Regions from separate parts of the Homo sapiens genome. Here region 2 is linked to region 1. The links are chromatin loops, found by intact Hi-C in ENCODE. Cell type or tissue: heart right ventricle. All regions are shown on one strand. Each heading gives the region's core, and the rest is flanking DNA. Links, peaks and the distances in the headings are about the cores only.

Region 1 (5,372 bases), core at 50-5,049:
CAGCGACATGAAAGCAAACAGACTTTTATAGGGTTCCAATGTCCACGGCCTTCTCAGGATCTACCAAAGCCTGGGTCAGGTTCAACATCAGGGCAGTGTGGGCCTCAGCCGCCCCCCAGCACACACAGCCAAGAGTTTAGTGTGTGGCGTTCTCCGCAATGACCCCATGGACATAAATAATGTCCAGCAGGCTTTGAGGCTGGACTTCAAAAAGGCTAATGGGTCTTAGTTGCAAGAAAACATGTTGGCCATATCTTCTTTAGTCCCTTTAATGGGAACCCTGAAAGCTGACCCCATGGCTGTCAAAGGGAGGGAGAGAGAAGGGGAGGGAGAGGGAAAGAGATGGAGACAGAGAGGGAGGGAGAAGGAGAGAGAGAGGGGGAGAGAGAGAAAGTGAGAGGGGGTAGAGTGAAAAAGAGGGAGGTGGGAAGAGAGAGAGAGGGGGAAGAAAGGAGAGAGAGAAGAGAGAAAGGGAATGATAGAGAGGGAGAGGAGACAGAAGGGAGAGAGAGACAGAGAGAGGAAAAGAGAAAGGACAGAGAGACAGAGGGAGAGAGACAGAGAGAAGTGAGAGAGAGAGATAGAGAGGTAGAGGTGAATAAGAGGTGAGGAGGAGGACAGAGAGAAAGGGAGATCAAGAGGGAGAGAGAGAAGGAGGGAGAGAGAGAAGGAAGGCCCTGCCTCAGGGCCCTTCTCTTTTCCTGCCCTTTCCTGCCCTGCAGTGCTGTCCTGAGGTCTCTGGGCCCCTCCTGTAAACCCACTTTGAAGGCCGCCCTGTGGATCTGAGTGCCCATGCCTTCTTGACCCACCCCTGGGTCTCTCTTTGGGACATGGCTCCGACCTCAACAGGCTCTTGGCTCTCTGGAGCCGGCCCTGGGGTCTTGGTCTGGGGTCACCCTTGGGGTACCACACAGTGCTCCAGGGGCTCATGTGGATACTGGGGGTCTTGCTCTGGGGAAGCCTCTCCTGGCTTGTGCAAAAGGCCCTTCCCACACTCCTCACATCTCAAAGCATGGTCTGGGAAGGACCAGAGCCTCAGCCACCCCAGGTGCTGGGTCCCCCAGACCAGCTGAGCCAGAGCCTGCATTTTGACAAGACCCCCAGGAGTTCCTGTGTGCATCCTGGGTCCTGCAGCAAGGCAGACCAGGCCAAAGCTGGAAGCTGTCACTCCCCCAGACCTTCCCTGGCCCTCAGCCATGACCCTGCCCCATGCTGCTACCCGCGTGCTCCAGCCTGCCCCATCCAAGGCAGCCAACTCCAGGATTACCTGCCCAGTGCAGCATCTCAGCTACTGGAGTGGGCTGAGTGGTGTCCCCTACAAAGATATGTTCAAGTCCTAACTCCTGGCACTTATCAATGTGATCTCACTTGGAAACAGGGTCTTTGCAGATGTAACCGAGTTAAGATAAAGTCGTAGGGGTGGGCCCCAAATAGAATGACTGGTGTCCTTACAAGAAGAAGACACACAACAGAGACACACAACAGAGAGGGCCGAGTGACCACAGAGGCTGAGATTAGAGTGATGCGGCCACTAGCCAAGGAACACTTGGAGACCCAGGAGCTGGTAAAGGCAGGAAGGATCCTCCCCTGGAGTCTTAGAGGGAGCGCGGCCCTGCTGGCACCTTGATTGTGCACTTCTCACCTCCAAAGCTATGACAGCATCCATCTGTGTTGTTTTAAGCCCCCAGCCTGTGCAGGTGCAGGGCATGACATAGCTGTTATCCGATCTCCAAGAACTGGCCCCGTTGTGCACTCAGCCAAGCCCATCTGCCAGGTTGTCACAAGATGTCTCAACACAATGAACCTCCCGACTCAGTGAGGAGGCACGCACGGGGCATAGGGGTTGCTCACTCCTGTGTGGGGCTCGCAGCACACTTTGCCCAGGAGTGACACAGTGTGTCCCACCCACCGGCGCCCCAGGAACAAAGGCCAGGTCACACCTGCACAGCCAGTGGCCTCCATGACTGCTGCACAGTCCTGGCCACAGCAGATGGTCCCAGAGGTGGCTGGCACCCCTCAGGGGACCGTCTTGCTCATCTGTCCCCCTTTCTCTCCCTCCATGTCCTCTTCTCCCTCTGCCTCCTCATCCAGCCTTCAGTGCAGGGATTCTCAACTGGGGGTGGTTTTGCCCCCCACGTACACTGGCAATGTCTGGGGACATTTCTGGTTTGCTTTCACAACTTGGGGAGGGAGGTGCTACTGGCCAGGTAGAGGCCGGGGATGCTGTTAAATATCACCTGCTTCAAAGCAACCAGTCATAATTTTGGGGGTGGGTGTCATAGACAGTGTGAGAATCTGATAGACTCTGTGGATTTTTCTCCCCAGGAAAGCTCACATAAGCCCTGAATTTTGCTTCCAGTTGGGTAAGATTGTGCAACTGGACTCTCTTGGAGGTGATCTTATTTTCAAAATCGCAAACCCTTTGCTCGTTGTAATCTGAGCACCCCTCCGGGAAAGGTTCATTCCCAAGAGTGCTTCTTCCCCCTGAAATGAACACGGCAGCAGCTCTGTCTGCTAACCACGCTGGCAGGGGCCCACACACACTTCAGACGCTGCGTGTGCCCAAGCAGCCTTTTAATAGATTCTGGCTCTGCCCCTCTCCAGGAGAACAGGCCGCCCAAACCATCGCTCCTTCCAACAGCCCTAGGGGCTGGTGCAGCTCAGATGAGAGCTCTGGGGTTTCCAGGAAGCCTTCATAAAACAGCTTATGATTTGAGAGGCTCCAGCAGGGATGTGGGAACATCTCAACTTCAGCCCTTTGAAAACTTGAATGGACGTTTCTACCCCACAATCACGGTTTCATCTTAAACATGGCCAGATCAACTGCTGAAAAGCCTCTTTTAGCCCTTGAGCCAAGTTACCAGTGAAAAGTTGGGGTCATTTCACTGGTTAAAAACTAGATCATTTTGGTGACAGTAACCAATGTCCTTATGTTTTGCTTTTTAGCTCAAAGTCATGATAGAGAATATAAAATATTTAAAAAGATATTTATGAGATAGTATTTAATGAGACTTGGAAAGGGTCTTTTCTCGTCCTTCTTGCCGCTTCAGTATGAACAATAATATATGACACAATATCAGCCAAGCATCTGCCACAGGCCAGACTCTGAATTAAGCACTTTGCAAAGGTTACTTATGATAACTCAGTGATGCAAATACTCTTGCTATCTCCATTTTACAAATGGGGAAACTGAGGCCTAGCTTTTCCATCAGGATAAGTGGAGGGTCTGGGATCTGGCAGAAGTCAGTCAGAATTACTAGACCCCAGAAGTTCCTGTTGAGCGTTAAGATCTCAAAGTTGTAGTCAGGAAAGAATGAGGATGGAGTGTAAAATCCCCTGGGGAGGGGCCAGGCGCGGTGGCTCACGCCTGTAATCCCAGCACTTTGGGAGGCCAAGGCGGGCGGACCACGAGATCAGGAGATCGAGACCATCCTGGCTAACACAGTGAAACCCTGTCTCTACTAAAAATACAAAAAATTAGCTGGGCGTGACGGCGGGCGCCTGTAGTCCCGCTGAGGCAGGAGAAGGCGTGAACTCGGGAGGCGGAGCTTGCAGTGAGCCGAGATTGTGCCACTGCACTCCAGCCTGGGCAACAGAGTGAGATTCCGCCTCAAAACAAACAAACAAACAAACAAACAAACAAACAAACAAACAAACAAACCCTGGGGAACAGATGAGACACAAGGACCATGAAGCTCAAAATCCAGCTCTCTCGGCCTCAGCTCCCAGAGAGTGGCCTCGGCCGCCAAGCTTCCCTGATGGAGCCGATTCCTTCCTCCAGTTCTAAGTTGACATGCTGAAACAAACCCTGTATAGTAGCCGCATTGTTCTGAAAGCCACAGGGCTGGAGGGCAGGACCGTGCGAAAACCCATCAGGAATCCACTGCTCGCCTGTTCCAAGTGTCTAAGACAAAGTCGGGCAGGACACTGTTCCCTGGCAGCTGCCCCCAAAGGCAGGGAGAAAGTCTCTGAATCCTTGTCAGGATCAAACTTTGCTTCCTGATCATCAAAACTTGTAAGGCTCCTCACCTGCCCTCAAAACTCCAGAGGGACCCATCTGGGTGGCCGAACTCACAATCTCCTGCCGGGTGGCCAGACCTCAGGAAGGTGAAAGGAGACCCAGACAGATGCCCCAGGTTCAACAAGACCCTTTGACTCACTAGGCCAAGGTCCAGGGAGGCCCCATGGAGCACGTTCCATTGATTTCAAGGAAAGTCATATCTACTTGTCACAAAACAGAGGCGTTTCCACTCCAGGTTCCCTAATTAACCTGCTTTTTGGTCTAAATACTCCGAGGACATTCTTATCACTGGACCAAAAGCATTTAAGGACATGGTGGTGCCTGTGGATGAAATTTCAAACCAAAGCCAACGTTCATTTTCAACATCCACTGGGGACTCCATGGTTTCTAAGTTAACCTGCCGACAACTTTTTCTGTTTTCGATGTGTTTTAGAGACTTTGTCGATTCTTGGGTAATCCGCACAGTGATGGCTCTGTAGGCTGGGGCCCTTCACCCAATATTCATGGAAGGAAGGGTTCCCGTGCACAGAGAGGTTAAGATGACAGCCAGAGAGCACACAGCAGCCAGCAGAGCCGCTGAAGGAAGCACCGCTGTGCTAGGGCTGCTAAAGTCATTCTCTCTGCACACAGCTGCACCCTCGGCCCCGCAGCAGCCAGGCACTCGAGGGGGGTCGACCTTTTGTTCTCTTTTGAAATCTTTCTTCTAGGAAGATTCGTAGGCTTTGCTAGGGAGCAGGGCTTCAGAGCACAGTGTTACAGAGCCACGGACTTCAGAGCACCAACGACTCCCAGGGCTCAGCTGGACCCACATCTCACTCTACAGACGAGAAACTGAGGCCCAGAGAAGGGCCGACCCCATCCAGGAAGACTCCCAGGAGAGCTTTGTCCTCCCTCCCCCGATTGGCAAATCTTCCCAGGAAAGGAGCTGACCAGAAGCAGGCGATGCTCTGACTCTGAAGGTCATGGCTGTGAAGGCCAGACCCTCTCCCAGAGCAGACATGGCCAGAGGAGCAGGTCAGGGCTCCCTAACTCTGTTCAAAAGCAATTTCTACCCCACCTTAACAAGAACAGTGTTTTTGTCTGCTGCCCTGTCTTCTTCTTCTTTTTTTTTTTTTTTTTTTTTGAGGCAGAGTCTCACTCTGTCGCCAGGCTGGCGTGCAGTGGCGTGATGTCCGCTCACTGCAACCTCTGCCTCCTGGGTTCAAGTGATTTTCCTGCCTCAGCCTCCCGAGTAGGGGGGCCACAGACACATGCCACCATGCCCAGCTAATTTTTGTATTTTTAGTACAGATGGGGTTTCACCGTGTTGGCCAGGATGGCCTCGATCTCTTGACCTCGTGAACCACCCCCC
Region 2 (5,372 bases), core at 60-5,059, 150 kb after region 1:
CTCCTATGCACCCCTTTGCCGTAAAGGCCTTTTGCTTTTCTGCCCGGCTCCAGACAGGCACTGTGCACTCAGCCCTGCCGTTCCCACTCAACCCTAACCACTTGGCCTGAGAAGGAGCCTCCGGCTCCTGTGTTGAGTGGGTGGGGAGGTAGCAGCCCAGCCAGGGCCTCGGTAGGCAGAGCTTGACATCCGGACAGGACCCTTGCTCTCTCCCTCCCTCCTTCCTGCTATCTGGGGTCTGCGGAGCTTCCCAGGGATTGGGTGGGCTGCTCAGGTCAGGGGTTCTTCATCAGGAAGAAGTTGCCCCCTGGGGACTTTGGCTATGTCTGGAGATACTTTTGGTTGTCACAACTTGGGTGGTACCATTGGCATGTAGTGGGGAGAGGCCGGGACAGCCCCCTACAACTAAGATGGTTCCAGCCCCAAGTGTTAGTAGTGCTAAGGGTGAGAAGCCCCACCCCCAGGGAGCCCAGCCCAGTCTCGGGCGGCTTGGTCTTGGGATTCCTGTGATTCCCCTGCACTCACATTGGCCCCTCTGGGGCTGAGAGCAGGAGTCCACTATTTTTCCATCTTTTGTAAAAATTTGCTGTGGAAAACAGTGTGGAGATTCCTTAAAGAACTAGAAGTAGAAAGACCATTTGACCCAGCAATCCCACTGCTGGGTATCTACCCAGAGGAAAAGAAGTCATTATATGAGAAAGATACCTGCACACGCATGTTTACAGCAGCACAATTCACAATTGCAAAAATGTGCAAGCAGCCCAAATGCCCGTCAATCAATGAGCGGATAAAGAAACTGTGGGATATATATACGATGGAATACTACTGAGCCATGAAAAGGAATGAAGCAATGGCATTTATAGCAACCTGGATGAGACTGGAGACTATTATTCTAAGTGAAGTAACTCAGGAATGGAAAACTAAACATCGTGTGTTCTCACTCATGAGTGGGAGCTAAGCTATGAGGATGCAAAGGCATAAGAATGATACAATGGACTTTGGGGACTCGGGGGAAAGGGTAGGAAGGGGGTGAGGGATAAAAGACTACAAGTTGGGTGCAGTGTATACTGCTTGGGTGATGGGTGCACCAAAAACTCACAAATCATCGCTAAGGAACTTACTCATGTAAGCAAACACCACCTGTTCCCCAATAACCTATGGAAATAAAAAAATTAAAAACAAAACAAAACGATACGAAGATGTATTGTTTTTACCGATCACACAACCAGGAAATAAAAACTAAAAAAACAAAAAATACCAGCATCACCTAGGACTGGTGGGAGTATAAGGGAAACAGATACTGCTCGATATTGCTTGGGCTACATAATCCTTGGAATCTAATTTGGCCACGCCTAATAAAAATAAGCACGTTTTAAAATCTCAAATCCCACTTTGGAGAAATACATATTGAAGCATTTTATGTAGTGACAAAAAACAACCTCAACATTCACAAACAGGAGAAATGATTGAATAGATTCTGGACATCCATAAACAAAAAATTTGTGGTGGGCAGTGGCTGAGCTTTAGGAATACTAAGGAGAATATAAATTGAAGCGTGCAGGAAGAGCTCATGTCAGGGGGACAGAGTCAAGACCAGGGGCAGCTGCAGCCTAGTGTGGTCCCTGCTGTCATGGGGGCGACAGGGGGCAGCTTCCTCCCACTTTGGGCAGGTTCCTAAGCAGAAGTTCCACCTGCCCAGTGGACACAGGCTTTGGGGTGGATGGAAGACAACCCAGGGAGAAGGGCCAGGTGCGTGTGCAGGCTCCGAGGAAGCACCTGCGGAGAATGGGAAAGATTTGCCCTGGAGCCCCTCAGACCAGGCACAGCCAGGGAGGGGATGGGCAGTGACCGCTCTTCTGAGTTCCCTTGTCCTTCCTTGGGTGCTCTGGGTCCCCAGCTCACATTCATCCGGCTTTTGTACTTCATTATCTCTGGGGGAAGAATGTTGGTGGCAGCCAGACCATCAACGCAAGCTTTAAACATAAGAAATGGCAAATCCTGGGGTCACTGCCCATGAAAGAGAACATTCCCCATTCTCGCACTGTGGCCGGAAATACGCCAGGGATGGCCACGCTAACGAGCCTGGGAGTCTGCCCAGCGCCCAGGCCTCGGCTATCCACGGGCTCTCCCAGAACTGAGTGACCCCTTCTCACAGCACACAGGCCAGGGGGTGTGGGTGGTGCCAGGGGAGGTGGGGAGCCACGCGCTGCCTCGGACCCTGGGCACCCAAGGGTCCGGCGAACCCCCAGAGGGCCTGGCTGGAGGATGGGCGCTTTGCAGCTGTGTCCCCTCCCTCTGCTGTGCAGCCTCTCCAAACTTGGTTCCTGCATTTCCCAAAGCGATAATATCCTAGCAACCTCTCCAAGCGGCTGAGTGCAGAGTTGTTTACGCTGGGTTGCAGGGAGTTGGGGAATGCAGCGAAGCTGGGGCTGTTCAGAACTTCCCAAAGTCCAGCCTGGGGCGGCGTGGGCTGGAAACAGACAGGCTGACGTTTTAGGGACGTGACATCTAAACTTTCAGCACACCCTGGGTGCTTGGGCCGGGGAGTCTGACTGTCTCTGCAGAGCCTGAAAATTCCCTGAGTCCATGAACACGGCTTTGAGGTTCCGCCTCCGCGGGCTCTAGGCCCTGAGAACCTCTACGGCTTTGAGCTCTGAGCTGCCACTGCCTCCCTGGGAAATGTGTGTGTTGAGGGATGCTTAAGGTAGCTCAGAAAAAGAAGCAAAAGCTCAGGAATATCCTTATGTGCAGTCTTTAAATCGGGGCCTGGCACATAGGAGGTGCTCCGTATTGGTTGAAGGAAAAGGAATGTGTGTGTTTAATAATGATGGTGATCAGAATTCTGACATGGTTCTTTTCTGTTGTTTTACTGTCATTACTATTTTGAAAAGATCCGGGGATAATGTCAAAAAAAAAAAAAAAGGAGCAAAAAAATCTGAAACCATCAGTCATCTGAAAGTCACATCCATCCTTGAAAGTTAAAATAAAGCAGAGATAGGACAGAGGCCGGGTGGAGACCAGGTCCCTAGGGAACGCCACAGCATGATGACATCACCCACCCCACCCCATGGGGGACTCTAACGTCCAATTAGCTCCATAATATATTCAGTGTTTTACATTTGTTTTTGAATAGGTAGTGCCCATGCTTGAAATTCAAAAGATATAAAAGAGCAATTTAAGGCCGGGCGCGGTGGCTCACGCCTGTAATCCCAGCACTTTGGGAGGCCGAAGCGGGCGGATCACGAGGTCAGGAGTTTGAGACCAGCCTGACCAACATGGTGAAACCCCGTCTCTACTAAAAATACAAAAATTAGCCAGGTGTGATGGCGCTTGCCTGTAATCCCAGCTGCTTGGGAGGCTGAGGCAGGAGAATCATTTCAACCTGGGAGGCAGAGGTTGCAGTGAGCCGAGATCATGCCACTGCACTCCAGGCTGGGCGACAGAGCGAGACTCTGTCTCAGAAAAAAAAAAAAAAAAGAAAAGCAATTTAATAGAAAAGGGGAACAGAAGAAGGTGACCAGGGATCTCTGAGAAGGGTACGCCTGGGTGGCCGGTCAGCAGGTGAAATGCTCATTAGTAATTAGGGGAGGCGAATTCACACGACAAAGGCATTCCATTTTGTACCAAAAAGACGGACCAAAAAGACGGCTGAAAGGTCACGAGTCTGCCTTTATCAATGCCTGACAATAGTGCTGGGAAGCACCTGGAGATCCTACCTGCAGAGCGGGGTGGAGGGATCTGGGTCCATTGGAATCACACTTTGGAAGACAAATAGGTACCACTGGGCTGTAAGTAGCCACGTGGGCTGCGACCCAGTGAGTCCCCGGAGCACGCTGTCATGGCAAGGCTGTTCTCTGCTTGTAACAGCAAAATCTTGGGATTAACCAAGTGGGAGAAGGCTGGATACACAGCCGTGGTCATGCCGTTGGGGGTACTATGCAGCCAGGACGATGAGTGAATTACTGGTGCAGCCACAACTGGAATGAATGTCGGTAACAGGGGGTTAGGTTAAACAAAGCAAAACAAAAAACTAAACAACAGAAAAAAACACTTGGTAGGCCGGGCATGGTGGTTCATGCCTGTAATCCCAGCACTTTGGGAGGCCAAGGCCGGTGGATCACCTGAAGTCAGGAGTTCGAGACCAGCCTGGCCAACATGGTGAAACCCCATCTCTACTAAAAATACAAAAATTAGCCAGGTGTGGTGACATGCACCTGTAGTCCCAGCTACTCAGGAGGCTGAGGCAGGAGAATCGCTTGAACCTGGGAGGCGGAGACTCCAGTGTGCTGAGGGTGCCACTGCACTCCAGCCTGGGCAACAGGGCAAGACTTTGTCTCAAAAGAAATAAAATAAGAAGAAAGCACATGGTATATTTCCATGTATATACAATTCAAAAGTTTGCAATTAACTTTGCTGCCTAGGGATACAGATATACATGGGGTAACTACAAATGTTTCACTACCAGGTTGAACATTTAATGGACGGTTGGAGGCCCTTGGAGCTCTTTCTTTTCTACCTGGTGTGGTGGACTGGCAACGTTTGATGGGGTCCCTGAGTACCTGACGAGCAGAGAATGTCCACAAACCCTAGACAGACACGTACCCCAAGCCAGAAAAAACCCTTGCAGTTCTAAGCCACTGCAATTTGCGGGCTGTTTTGTGAGTGCTGCATAACCTACCCCAGATTCACTGGCGCTTGGTTTCATCAATTCATAAAAGCTCTTATTCATTAGAGAAATTAGCCCTCAATCTATGCTACGAGTGGCTTGTATTTTATATAGTTATTTTCTTTTGACATTGCAGAATCCCTTGCCATTAATATATGACAATTTTTGTATAGTCAAATTTATCCATTTTTGTGTCATGGATTTTATATATATATATATATATATGAAAAATTGACCCTTTTTTTCCTTTTCTTTCTATGGCTTTATTGAGTGATAACTTAAATATTATAAAATTAACCCATTTAAAGTACACATTCACAGAGTTGTAGAAAGTGACCAAAGTCTAATTTTAGGCAATTTCATCACCCCAAAAACACACCCCATAGCCCTTATAGTCACTCCCCATCTTCCCCTTTCTCTACCCCTAGGCAATCATTTATGCAATCTATTTTCTGCCTCTACAGATTTGCCTATTCTGCAATAAAGGGAATTACACCATTTGTGCTCTTCAGTAACTGGCTTCTTTTTGCTTAGCCAGTGATTTTGAGCTTCATCCGTGTTGCAACGTGTCATCAGTACTCCAGCTTTTTTCATGGCTGAATAATATTCCACTTTATTAGTTGACAGACATCTGGGTTGTTTCTGCTTTTGGAGTATTATGAATAATGCTGTTATGCATATTCATGTAAAGGTTTTTGTGTAGTCA

Evidence for each region. Peaks named below come from ENCODE experiments on the same cell type or tissue, not always from the same donor. Only the 100,000 strongest peaks of a DNase experiment are listed, where the experiment ranks them.
Region 2: a loop joins it to region 1, with 2.3 times the contacts of the local background. A loop is called at or near these places in 8 of 110 quality-filtered maps.

The regions. Positions count from the first base shown.
Region 1 is chr11:70,088,280-70,093,651 of GRCh38, reverse strand. The region is part of intron 2 of ANO1 (anoctamin 1); the gene reads right to left. Among named protein-coding and RNA genes, the nearest start is that of ANO1, 13 kb to the right of the region's middle. RefSeq lists an enhancer at 1-213 and silencers at 1,424-1,636, 3,823-3,993. In heart right ventricle, for the core only: no CTCF peak of the experiment used is centred there; a DNase peak (open chromatin) is centred at 2,550; H3K27ac peaks cover 1,792 bases.
Region 2 is chr11:69,936,817-69,942,188 of GRCh38, reverse strand. No RefSeq gene overlaps it. Among named protein-coding and RNA genes, the nearest start is that of FGF3, 120 kb to the right of the region's middle. In heart right ventricle, for the core only: no CTCF peak of the experiment used is centred there; DNase peaks (open chromatin) are centred at 2,068 and 2,438; H3K4me3 peaks cover 1,077 bases; H3K27ac peaks cover 3,557 bases.